Regions from separate parts of the Homo sapiens genome. Here region 1 is linked to region 2. Evidence: chromatin loops called from intact Hi-C (ENCODE). Cell type or tissue: HCT116. All regions are shown on one strand. Links, peaks and the distances in the headings refer to the core of each region. The heading gives the core; the rest is flanking DNA.

Region 1 (2,500 bases), core at 1-2,500, 71 kb after region 2:
CTGGAGAGGAAAAGGTGAAAATCAAATTTCCCACCAAAAGGAACTAGTATTCCTTTGAGAAGGGCCAGCTAAGCTTGGGGGCAGCAAATGTACAGGATTGGTCTTAGACATATTTTACTGGAGAGCAGGGCAGCAGTGGTGTCCCAGAACAGCCTTTTATCAGAGATAAAAACTTCATTACTTCATAATGATACTCCCAAAAAGCTTATTGGTCATTTTTGGAGTTTGCTCAGGTATGAACTCAGTCTTCCAAAAGTTGGTTTAAAAAGAAAAAAAAAAGAACCAAGCATTTATCCAGCTTTTCCTATATAAACTGTATTTCATGTAGTCAAATAGATGAGGCAAAAAGTTTTTTATAGAAGAAATTGAGCCAACACATGCAGAGGATGATATTAAAGGATTATTGTGAATTTTGCTAAATGTGATTATGGCATTGTAGCTAGGGTTAAAAAGTTCTTACCTGTTAGAAATATAAAATTTTTAAGCATGAATGATGATGCTCGAAGTTTGCTTTAAACTACTTTTAAAAAAAAGCGGGAATATAGATGAAGATTGGCAAATGTTGCTAATTGTCGAACCTAGGAGACGGTTATACATAGTTTCATCATACTCATCTCTCTACCTTTACTTTTTGAAAGTATCTTCTATAAAAGGTTTTTTTAAAAAAGGTATAAATAGGAATGAACCTTAGATGATTGTTGTTATAACATGAAAATAGAGAAATAGTAAACTAGTAAATTTCCATTTGATCCTCTGCTGGAGTGTAGTGGTGTGATTACAGCCCACTGCGGTCTTGCCTTCCCTGGCTCAAGCAAGCCTCCTTCCTCAGCCTCCCAGTAGTTGGGACCACAGGTGCATGCTGCCATGGCTGGCTCATTTTTTATTTTTTGTAGAGATGGGGTCTTACTTTATTGCTCAGGCTGTTCTCCAACCAACTCCTGGGCTTAAACAATCTGCCTGCCTGGGCCTCCCAGAGTGCTGGGTTTACAGCCATGAGCCACCATACCTGGCATAATTTATTTTTAGAGATAGGGTCTCACCATGTTGCCTAGACTGGCCTTGAACTCCTAGGCTCAAGTGATCCTCTTGCTTCAGCCTCCCAAGTAACTGGGGCTACAGGCGTGAGCCACTGCACAGTAGTTAAGATCGCAGCTCTGGAGGGAGTTACTAGCAGTTGTAACTTTGACAGCTCGTTTAACCTTCCTAAGATTGTGTTTCCTGTCTCTTGAGTAAAATGAGGACAAATTTGTCTCACTGTCACAGAGGATAGAATGGAGACAGTGGAACTAAGAGAAGGTGGCACATGCTAGCTATGCTCAACAAATGTCAGCAAATTTTGTTGAAATGTGGAAGATACTGACAAGAGCAAAGTTTTCAGATCAGCACCAGTAACTTGTCTTACTTAAACCGTTAAAATCACATCTGTTTTGATTTTTCCCCTTTTTCTCTTTTGAGCCTTTTATTGGAAGAGCAGATGCAGTCTGTGCGGGTATGCAGTGCTGCAGTACGAAGTGAATGGCACCCCCTGGAGTTGGGCAGTGCACAACGCTCAGTGCCTTACGTAGGAGGATGGGCTTGACTGAGACTCTGAGCCAGACTCCCTGTGATGATGGTGTCTCCCCCGAGCCTGGCACACAGAGGTGCTTCCCAAGTATTTCTTGTATGAATGAACGAACAGATGAATGGGCCAACCACTGTGCTGGAGCATGTCATTGTGGCCCTGATGAGCTGTAGAAATGGAAGCTTGGGATTAGGGTTTTTCTGTGTGTGTGTCGTGTTTGTTTTTTTTTTTTCCTTTCTGTGGAGATCAGTGCCTCACTCCGTTGCCTAGGCTGGTCTTGGTCTCCTGGGCTCAAGCAATCCTCCTGCCTCTACCTTCCTTAGTGCTAGAATGACAGGCGTGAGCTACTGCACCGGTGTGTAAATTACACGTGTAAATATAGTGGCTTCGAGGCTCTCATGACAGTAATGCTACTCTAACATTCTGATATGCTTTCTAAGTGGGAGAGGGCTGATTTCAGTGAAGAGAAGCGTCGCACAAAGCCAGCTTGTGTCTGTGTCTCCGTGTGTGTTTTGTGTCTCATGTTTCACCACAGTTAATGGGTAGCTTCGCTTTCCAGCCATCAGTGTCATCATCTTCATTTTTCCCCCTTTCCATTTCACTGCCAAACTGTTATCACTGCTGGAGTAAAAGCTAGGAATGCAAGTAGTTTCCCAGTTTATAGCTGGTTGTATCAACCCATGACGTTACTGTTTATGAATTTGAACATTCAAAAAGGCTAATCTTCAAAAAAGCTTAGCAGGATTTTCACAATGACTGACAGATAGTGTCCTGAGGCCCCAATTATGAAGATTCTTATGGTTAAAATTGAGCAAGTTTTTTTTGGAGTACATTGGCACGATCTCGGCTCACTGTAGCCTCTGACTCCTGGGTTCAAGTGATTCTCCTGCCTGCCTCAGCCTCCCAAGTAGCTGAGACTACAGGCGCACACCACCATGC
Region 2 (8,205 bases), core at 3,909-6,408:
AGTTCTCCAGCCTTTCTGAGCCTCACTTCCCTCCTCTGTGCAACAAGGATTGTTGGAGTCCTTATTTCCTGACATTTTAGATGCTGAAAAGAACGGGAGAGCTGGGTGCAGTGGCTCATGTCTAATCCCAGCACTTTGGGAGACCAAGGCTACAGGATCACTTGAGCCCAGGAGTTTGAGACCACTCTGGGCAACACAGCAGGACCCTGTCTCTAAAAGAAATGTTTTTTTAATTAGCTGGGCATGGTGGTACTTGCCTATAGTCCCAGCTACTCAGGAGGCTAAGGTGGGAGGATCCCTTGAGCTCAGGAGCTTGAGTTATAGTGAGCCATGATGACGCCACTGCCCTCCAGCCCGGGCAACAGAGCAAGACCTGTCTCTACCAAAGAAAAAAAAAAAAATAGGAGAAGGACTAAGTACAGAGCTTGGCTTGTCATGGTAAGTGCTCAGGGTTGTTAGCTATTATGAGTTTTAAAAATTTTAAGCTGGGCGCGGTGGCTCATGCCTGTAATCCCAACACTTTGGGAGGCCGAGGTGGGCAGATCACTTGAGGTCAGGAGTTTGAGACGAGCCTGGCCAACATGGTGAAACCCCGTCTCTGCTAAAAGATATATAAATATTAGCCGGGCACAGTGGCTCATGCCTATAATCCCAGCACTTTGGGAGGCCGAGGCAAGTGGATCACCTGAGGTCAGGAGTTCGAGACCAGCCTGGCAACATGGTGAAACCCCATGTCTACTAAAAATATAAAACTTAGCCAGATGTGCTGGCATACGCCTGTAATTCCAGCTATTTGGGAGGCTGAGGCAGGAGAATTGCTTGAACCTGGGAGGCAGAGGTTGCAGTGAGCCAAGCTCACACAACTGCACTCCAGCCTGAGTGACAAAGTGAGACTCCATCTCAAAAAACATAAATAATAAAATAGTAAAATAAAAATGTTAACTGACAGAGACAGAGCCTAGAGAGGTGACAATGCAATAACAATGCCAGAATGTTCTGAGAGAGGACAGGCAAACCCAGAGCTGGCCCTGACTCTGCAGCCCTGTACTCCTACGATCTACCTCTGCCCTCTCAGTCCCATCTCCTCAACATCTGTGTGAGGTTAGGCAAGTTATTTAACCCCTCTAAGTCTTAGCCTCCTCTTCTGTGACATGGGCATAGTAGTACCCCTCCAATGGGGTTGGAAAGGTCAGTGAATCCACATGGGTGAGACACCTTGGACAGCTCCTGGCACATAGACACCTCCCAGTAATACTAGCAGGTGTGAGGACTGGGATGACCCCTTCCCATTAAACCAGGCAGTTTCTCCTGGCTCATGCTGGGCGGCCCAAAAGTCCCCTCCTTAGGAAGCCACCTTAGATTCTGCCAACTGTGGTAACTTTGTCTGCACCTCAGTTATAGCTTTTATGACATAAAAATCATATGTTCAGGCTGGGTACGGTGGCTCACACCTATAATCCCAGAACTCTGGGGAGCTGAGGCCTGCAGATCACCTGAGGTTAGGAGTTCGAGACTAGCCTGGACAATATGGCAAAACCCCGTCTCTACTAAAACTACAAAAATTAGCTGGGCATGGTGGCAGCCGCCTGTAATCCCAGCTACTCAGAAGGCTGATGCAGGAGGATATCTTGAACCCAGGAGGTGGAGGCTGCAGTTAGCTGGGATTGTGCCACAGCACTCCAGCCTAGGCAACAAAGTGAGACTCCGTCTCAAAAAAAAAAAAAACAAAAAAACAAAAACCCAAAAAACTATGCATTTATGCTGGGCACAGTGGCTCATGCCTACAATGCCAGTACTTTGGGAGTCTGAGGCAGGAGGATCACTTGAGGCCAGGAGTTCAAGACCAGTCTGGCCAACATAGCAAGACCCTGTTATGTATGCATTCACCCTCCTGCCTCCCCTCCCAGGTCCTGAGCCCCTCAGGGGCAGGGGCCAGGTCTGACTCACCCTGGATCCCAGTAGCTGGCACAGAGATGGGCTCACTGAATGAATAAATGAACAAAAGTATGAATGACTGTCATGCCTGTGCAGACAGATGGTGCCCCATGCCATGACCTTGTTTACCCGACCTGCTGGGGCCCTGCCGTCAGCTGCTGTGTGGTCGGGGAATGCAGACATCCTTAAATACTGCTGAGCAGATTTTCCCGGCTTGCAGGATTGCATCAAGAGTCAGGGCGCAGACTCGAGGCTCAGGCTCCCGACTTCACTGATAACTTTAGGCAAGTTATTAACCTGGCCAACGCTCACTTGACCATTCTGAAGTGAGGGCTTTCTTGGGGTACTGTGAGAAAGAAGTGAGAGGAAGCTTGGTGCCTAGCACAAGTAAATACTTAATCAGTGTTAGGGCCAGGTGCAATGCCATGTACCTGTGACCGCAGCTACTTGGGTGGCCAAGGAGGGAGGGTTGCTTTGGCTTAGGAGTTTGAGACCAACCTGGGCAACATAGCGAGACCCCATCTCAAAAAAGACAATTAGGTACTGTGATTATTAATAATTATTTTTCAATCAACAAGCATTCAGCAGTGCCCAGCTTTTCTGTACCCTCAGAATCTTAAAACAAACAAACAAAAACAAAAAACAAAAAACCACCCATTGGGAAATGTTAGTTTTAGGGTTGAGTATCTCTTATTAAATTAAGGTTCTTTAGAGGCCAAGTGCAGCAGCTCACACCTATAATCCCAGCACTTTGGAAGGCTGAGGTGGGCAGATCACTTGAGGTCAGGAGTTCAAGACTAGCTTGGCCAACATGGTGAAACTCCGTCTCTACTAAAAATACAAAAATCAGCCGGGCGTGGTGGCACACGCCTGTAATCCCAGCTGCTCAGAAGGCTGAGGCAGGAGAATTGCTTGAACCTGGGAGGTGGAGGTTGCAGTGAGCTGATATCGTGCCACTGCACTCCAGCCTGGGTGACGGAATGAGACTCTGTCTCAAAAAATAAAAAATAGGCCGGGCACGGTGGCTCACACCTGTAATCTCAGCAAGGGGGGGCAGATCACCTGAGGTCAGGAGTTCGAGACCAGCCTGACCAACATGGAGAAACCCCGTCTCTACTAAAAATACAAAATTAGCTAGGTGTGGTGGCGCATGCCTGTAATCCCAGCTACTCGGGAGGCTGAGGCAGGAGAATCGCTTGAACCCAGGAGGCAGAGGTTGCTGTGAGTGGAGATCGCACCATTGCATCGCAGCCTGGGCAACAAGAGTGAAACTCCGTCTCAAAAAAAATAAAAAAAATACATAAAAAACAAATGGAGTCCTTTTTTTTTTTTTTGAGGCAGGGCCTCCCTCTGTCACCCAGGCTGGATGGAGTACAGTGGAGTGATCACAGCGACTTCAGCCTTGACCTCTCCAGCTCAAGTGATCCTCCCACCTCGGCCTCCCAAAGTGCTGGGATTGCAGGTGTGAGCTACCTTCTGTAGCCTAAGATTCTTTAATATGGATTTCATGGCAAACCAAATGTATAAACTTGGGCAAGTGACTTAATCTCTCTGAGCCTCAGTTTCCTCTTTTGTGTAAAGAATACATTTCCACAAATGGAAGGAATAATTGTACCAAACCTATAGGATTACTGGGTGGCCTTTGAGACTTAAGAAGGTAGGGGAGCAGATATCTGGGGTAAGTGGCTGGGTGTGGTGGCTCACACCTGTAATCCCAGCATTTTGGAAGGCCGAGGCGGGCAGATCACTTGAGGTCAAGAGTTCAAGACCAGCCTGGGCAACATGGTGAAACCCTGTCTCTAATAAAAATATAAAATTTAGGCCAGGTGCGATGGCTCATGCCTGTAATCCCAGCACTTTGGGAGGCCAAGGCAGGTGGATCACGAGGTCAGGAGTTCAAGATCAGCCAGGCCAACATGGTGAAACCCCATCTCTACTAAAAATACAAAAATTAGCCAGGTGCAATGGCAGGTGTCTGTAATCCCAGCTACTCGGGAGGCTGAGGCAGGACAATCACTTGAACCCAGGTGGCAGAGGTTACAGCGAGCTGAAATCGTGCCAATACACTCCAGCCTGGGCGACGGAGTGCGACTCCATCTCAAAATATATATATACATATATAAAATTTAGCCGGGTGTGATGGCGGTCACCTGTAATCTCAGCTACTTGGGAGGCTGAGGCATGAGAATCACTTGAACCCAGGAAGTGGAGGTTGCAGTGAGCTGAGATCATGCCACTGCACTCCAGCCTGGGTAACAGACTGAGACTCCATCTCAAAAAAAAAAAAAAATGTATGTGGTAAGAGCACTCCAGGCAGAAGGACTAGCCCATGCAAAGGTCCTGAGGCAGGAAGGTGCCCAGTTGTTCAAGAGCAGACACCAGTTAGCTGGAGCAGAGGGAGTGAGATGGGGCGGGGAGAAGACAAAGGTCTCTGCTAGCGGCTCAATCATGCAGGTCCTTGTGGGCTATTGTAAAGACTTTGGCTTTTACCATCTCACTGGATGAGAAGGGGGATTTGGACTGTTTTGAGCCAAGGAGCAACAAGATCTGAAGTTAGTTCCAACAGGATCCTGCCTTCTACTGTGTGGACAGGCTGATGTGAGCAAAGTTGAGAGCAGGCTACTGAGATAGTCCCAGTGAGGTTAATGACTTGGACCAGGGTTGGGGCAGTAGAGGCAGTGAAAGTGGTCAGGTTCTGGAAATGGTCTGAGTATTTGCTGGTGCATTGGAGAGTTTCACGTAATTCTTGTGCAGATTCAGCAAGAGAGTTTGCCGGCATGCTTTGCACAGCCCCTGGTACCCAGTAAGGCGATTATTAGCATTGGTGCTTGCTGGAATCAGATATTCCAGAATATTCTGTCACAGCTCATCGTTGCCCTCTTCTTTTCTGTGGGTAAACTGAGGCAGAAACTCAGGCTGGGTGGAACTCTGCAGCCTCAGCTGGAGACCTCGTCTGGCCAAGGACTGTGGGGACACAGGCCCTCTAGGCTGCCACCTCATGGTCCCAGCAGAGGGCACCAGAACTGCACAGAAAGTCTCACTACCCAAGTGTCTGAGCCAGGCCAGACTGTGCTAGCCAGACCTGCCCGGGGTTCATTCACTGACCTTTATTGAGCACCTACTGTATGCCCAGCCCCAAACCTGGCTCTGCTCATGGAAAGAACTTCAGTGGAAACAGGTCCTGGGATGAACAAGGGCCTGGCCTGGCCTGGTGATGCCACTATTTCCTTAAGAGGAGAGTGGACATTCCGGATTATTGTCGGGGGAGTCTCATTTCTGCTGCTGTAACAAAATACCACAGACTGGGTCATTTAGAAACCATAGAAACTGATTTCGTACTGTTCTAGAGGCTGGGAAGTCCCAGATCAAGGTGCCAGCAGGTTTGGTGTCGTGAGGGCCACTCTCTGCTTCCAAGATGGTCCCTCCTTGCTGTGTCCTCTGGAGGGGAAGACTGCTGTGTCCTCACGCTGCAGAAGGTGGAAGGGCGAGAGATGGCAAACCAGGCTTACAAGCCCTTTGAAAAGGGCCCTCATCCCATCCTGGAGAGCTCTGCCCTATCACATTGGCGATTATGTTTCAATATGTAAATTTTGGGAGATGCATTCAGACCACAGGAGGAAGGGAAAAGAAAGAGCCCCCAGGTTGAAAGCCAGTTTAGGTTTGAGTCCCAGCCTTTCCCCTTGCTGTGTGACCTGGAGTAAATTCCTCAGCCTCTGTGAGTCTCCCATTCCACCCCAGGATTGTTGTGAAAACACAGTAAGGCAAGCGGGTAAGAAAGCACCCAGCAAGGTGTCAAGTGCCCCACCAGGAGGGGTGGGGTGGCAATTTCCAGCATTGCTTGGAACCAGAATAGCAACGTCTTCTGAGGTTCCAGAATTTGGACTCTGAACCCATTGAGAAGAATGAAATCAACTTTGGCGTCAATCAGCCACTGATTGCCATGTGGCCTGGACGAGTCATCTCATTCAACTTCACTTTCAGCCGGACGCTGTGACTCAGGCCTGTAACCCCAGCACTTTGGGAAGCTGAGGTGGGTGGATCGCTTGAGCCCAGGAGTTAGAGACCAGCCTGGGCAACCTAGCGAAACCTCGTCTCTACAAAAAAATACAAAAAATTAGCTAGGCCTGGTGGCGTGTGCCTGTAGTCCCGGCTACTCAGGAGTCTGAGGTGGGAAGATCCACTGAGCCCAGGAGGTTGAGGCTGCACTCCAGCCTGGGCGACAGGAGTGAAACCCTGTCTCAAAAAGTTAAAAAAAAAAAAAAAAAGGAAAATATTTTAGAAAAAGAAAAACAAATTAATTTTTCTCATTTGTAAAATGGGGGTGATTCCAGGGCCTGCTCCAAAGGGAATGAAACAAAGTTCAGGAGCGGTGGCTCATACCTATAATCCCAGTACTTTGGGAGGCCAAGGTAGGAGGATTGCTTCAACCCAGGAGGTTGAGACCAGCTTGGGCCACATAGTGAGACCCCTGTCTCTACAAAAAAAAAAAAAAAAAAATTAGCCTGGCATGGTGGCACATGCCTGTATTCCCTACTCAGGAGGCTGAGACAGGAGGATCACCTGAGCCCAGGAGTTTGATGCTGCAGTGAGCTATGATTACACCACTGCACTCCAGCCCGGGGGACACAGCGAGACCCTGTCTCAAAAAACAAGAGAATGAAGCATCCTGCAGGAGCCCTGGCTCGATGCCTGGTAGCCACTATAAATAAAGAAGAACCAGCAGGCTGTGTGGATGCAAGGCCCAGTGCTCCCCTGTTCTCTGAGGAGGGGGGCATTAAGCACCCTGGGGCCCCACGATGGGCAGCAAGAGTTTGCCGAGGGAGGAAAGCCCACCGGTGGAGTGGGCAGAGGGGTTGGTGTGTGGACTTCTGGAGCCTCAGGAGGAAGGGTGCGGGTTCCCCTGGCTGCAGACGTCCCTGAGGCTGCCCTGCCTCCCCCAGGAGAGACCTTCCTGCCCTACTACACGGGCCGCGCCATTGATGGCATCGTCATCCAGAAAAGCATGGATCAGTTCAGCACGGCTGTCGTCATCGTGTGCCTGCTGGCCATTGGCAGGTAGCTGGCTCAACCCCCACGCCCTGCCCCGCACACCCCGACCTGCACCAGGGAGGGAAGGGAGGGCCTGTTCCTAAGGAAGACAGGGGCCAGGGAGGCCCTGGAAATGCCCCTGGTGGGCCTGTCCCTCAGCTGGTCACCCTGGGAACCGGCTTCCACACTGTCTTAGAGCACCCTAGAACCACACCCTCTGGTCCCTGAAAAGGGCTTCAGTCCTCAGGGTTCCCTGCTCACCCTCCCTGGCTGTTTTCCAAGTAGGAATCTGGTCCCAAACAGAACCGGCTTTGTCTGAGCTGTTCTGGAAGGAAGAGGGTCTGGCTGGCACATTTGGGTCTCTTGTCCCACAACTGTCCCCTTTGCCCTCACCTTGAGGGGGGCTCCCACTGGGAATGAGGGGGACCCCGCAGGGATGCCAGCCCTGGAGTGGGGCTGCGGTGGGGCTCCCAGGCCTGCCGGCAGCGGGAGGGGGCAGCCGGGTGTGGTCACTGGTCTGGAAGGACATCGTGCTATAATATCTCTTATCTGCAATTAGCTCATTTGCCGCAGGTATTCGGGGCGGCATTTTTACCCTCATATTTGCCAGACTGAACATTCGCCTTCGAAACTGTCTCTTCCGCTCACTGGTGTCCCAGGAGACAAGCTTCTTTGATGAGAACCGCACAGGTTGGTCCTTCCAGTGCCCTAGGTGTCCTGGGGGCTGGGCCCCACCCCTGTGGGCTTGCCTGGCACTGAGGAATGAAATGGGCGTGTGGGTGGTCTCAGCCCTCTGTCTTCTCCTCCTGCTGTTAGTTCAGGCTGGGAACACCCTGGGCTTGGCCTGTGTCCTGGGAGCTGGCTTGCTCACTGAGGTTTTGGTGTGGGCTGCGGCCTCTGTGGGGCCCAGGCCAGGCCACCCGAGGTCCCTGCAGGAGCCAAGGCCTTGCTTTCCATTGCCCCATGGAAACCACCAGGTCCAGGACTACCCACGCCTGTGGCCGACAGAGACCCTGCTCCCATGGGGGTCAGCAGGTGAGGGCCAGGGGCCACAACGGGGAAGACGATAGAATATCCACCAAGATCCAAGCTCTGAGAGACACCGGCCTGGGTCGAAGCCCTGGTTCCTCCACTCACGAACTTCACCTCTCTGATCCTCTGTTTTCTTGTCTGTAAAATGGGAACACGGATAGTAGCCACCCCATGGGGTCCTTACACAGCTCTTAGCACAATGTCCAACTT

The links. Hi-C counts contacts between places; a loop is a spot of excess contacts. Peaks named below come from ENCODE experiments on the same cell type or tissue, not always from the same donor. Only the 100,000 strongest peaks of a DNase experiment are listed, where the experiment ranks them.
Region 1: it touches region 2 in a loop (6-fold over the local background); 33 of 110 quality-filtered maps call a loop at or near these places.

What each region holds. Positions count from the first base shown.
Region 1 is chr12:122,879,969-122,882,468 of GRCh38, reverse strand. All of the region lies in intron 1 of VPS37B (VPS37B subunit of ESCRT-I), which reads left to right. Among named protein-coding and RNA genes, the nearest start is that of VPS37B, 15 kb to the left of the region's middle. In HCT116, for the core only: a CTCF peak has its summit at 1,516 (motif pointing left); no DNase peak of the experiment used is centred there.
Region 2 is chr12:122,949,236-122,957,440 of GRCh38, reverse strand. It overlaps ABCB9 (ATP binding cassette subfamily B member 9), which reads left to right. Exons shown (of 12, transcript NM_019625.4): 3 at 6,876-6,990; 4 at 7,523-7,653. Among named protein-coding and RNA genes, the nearest start is that of ABCB9, 13 kb to the left of the region's middle. In HCT116, for the core only: a CTCF peak has its summit at 4,938 (motif pointing right); DNase peaks (open chromatin) are centred at 4,980 and 5,900; H3K27ac peaks cover 688 bases.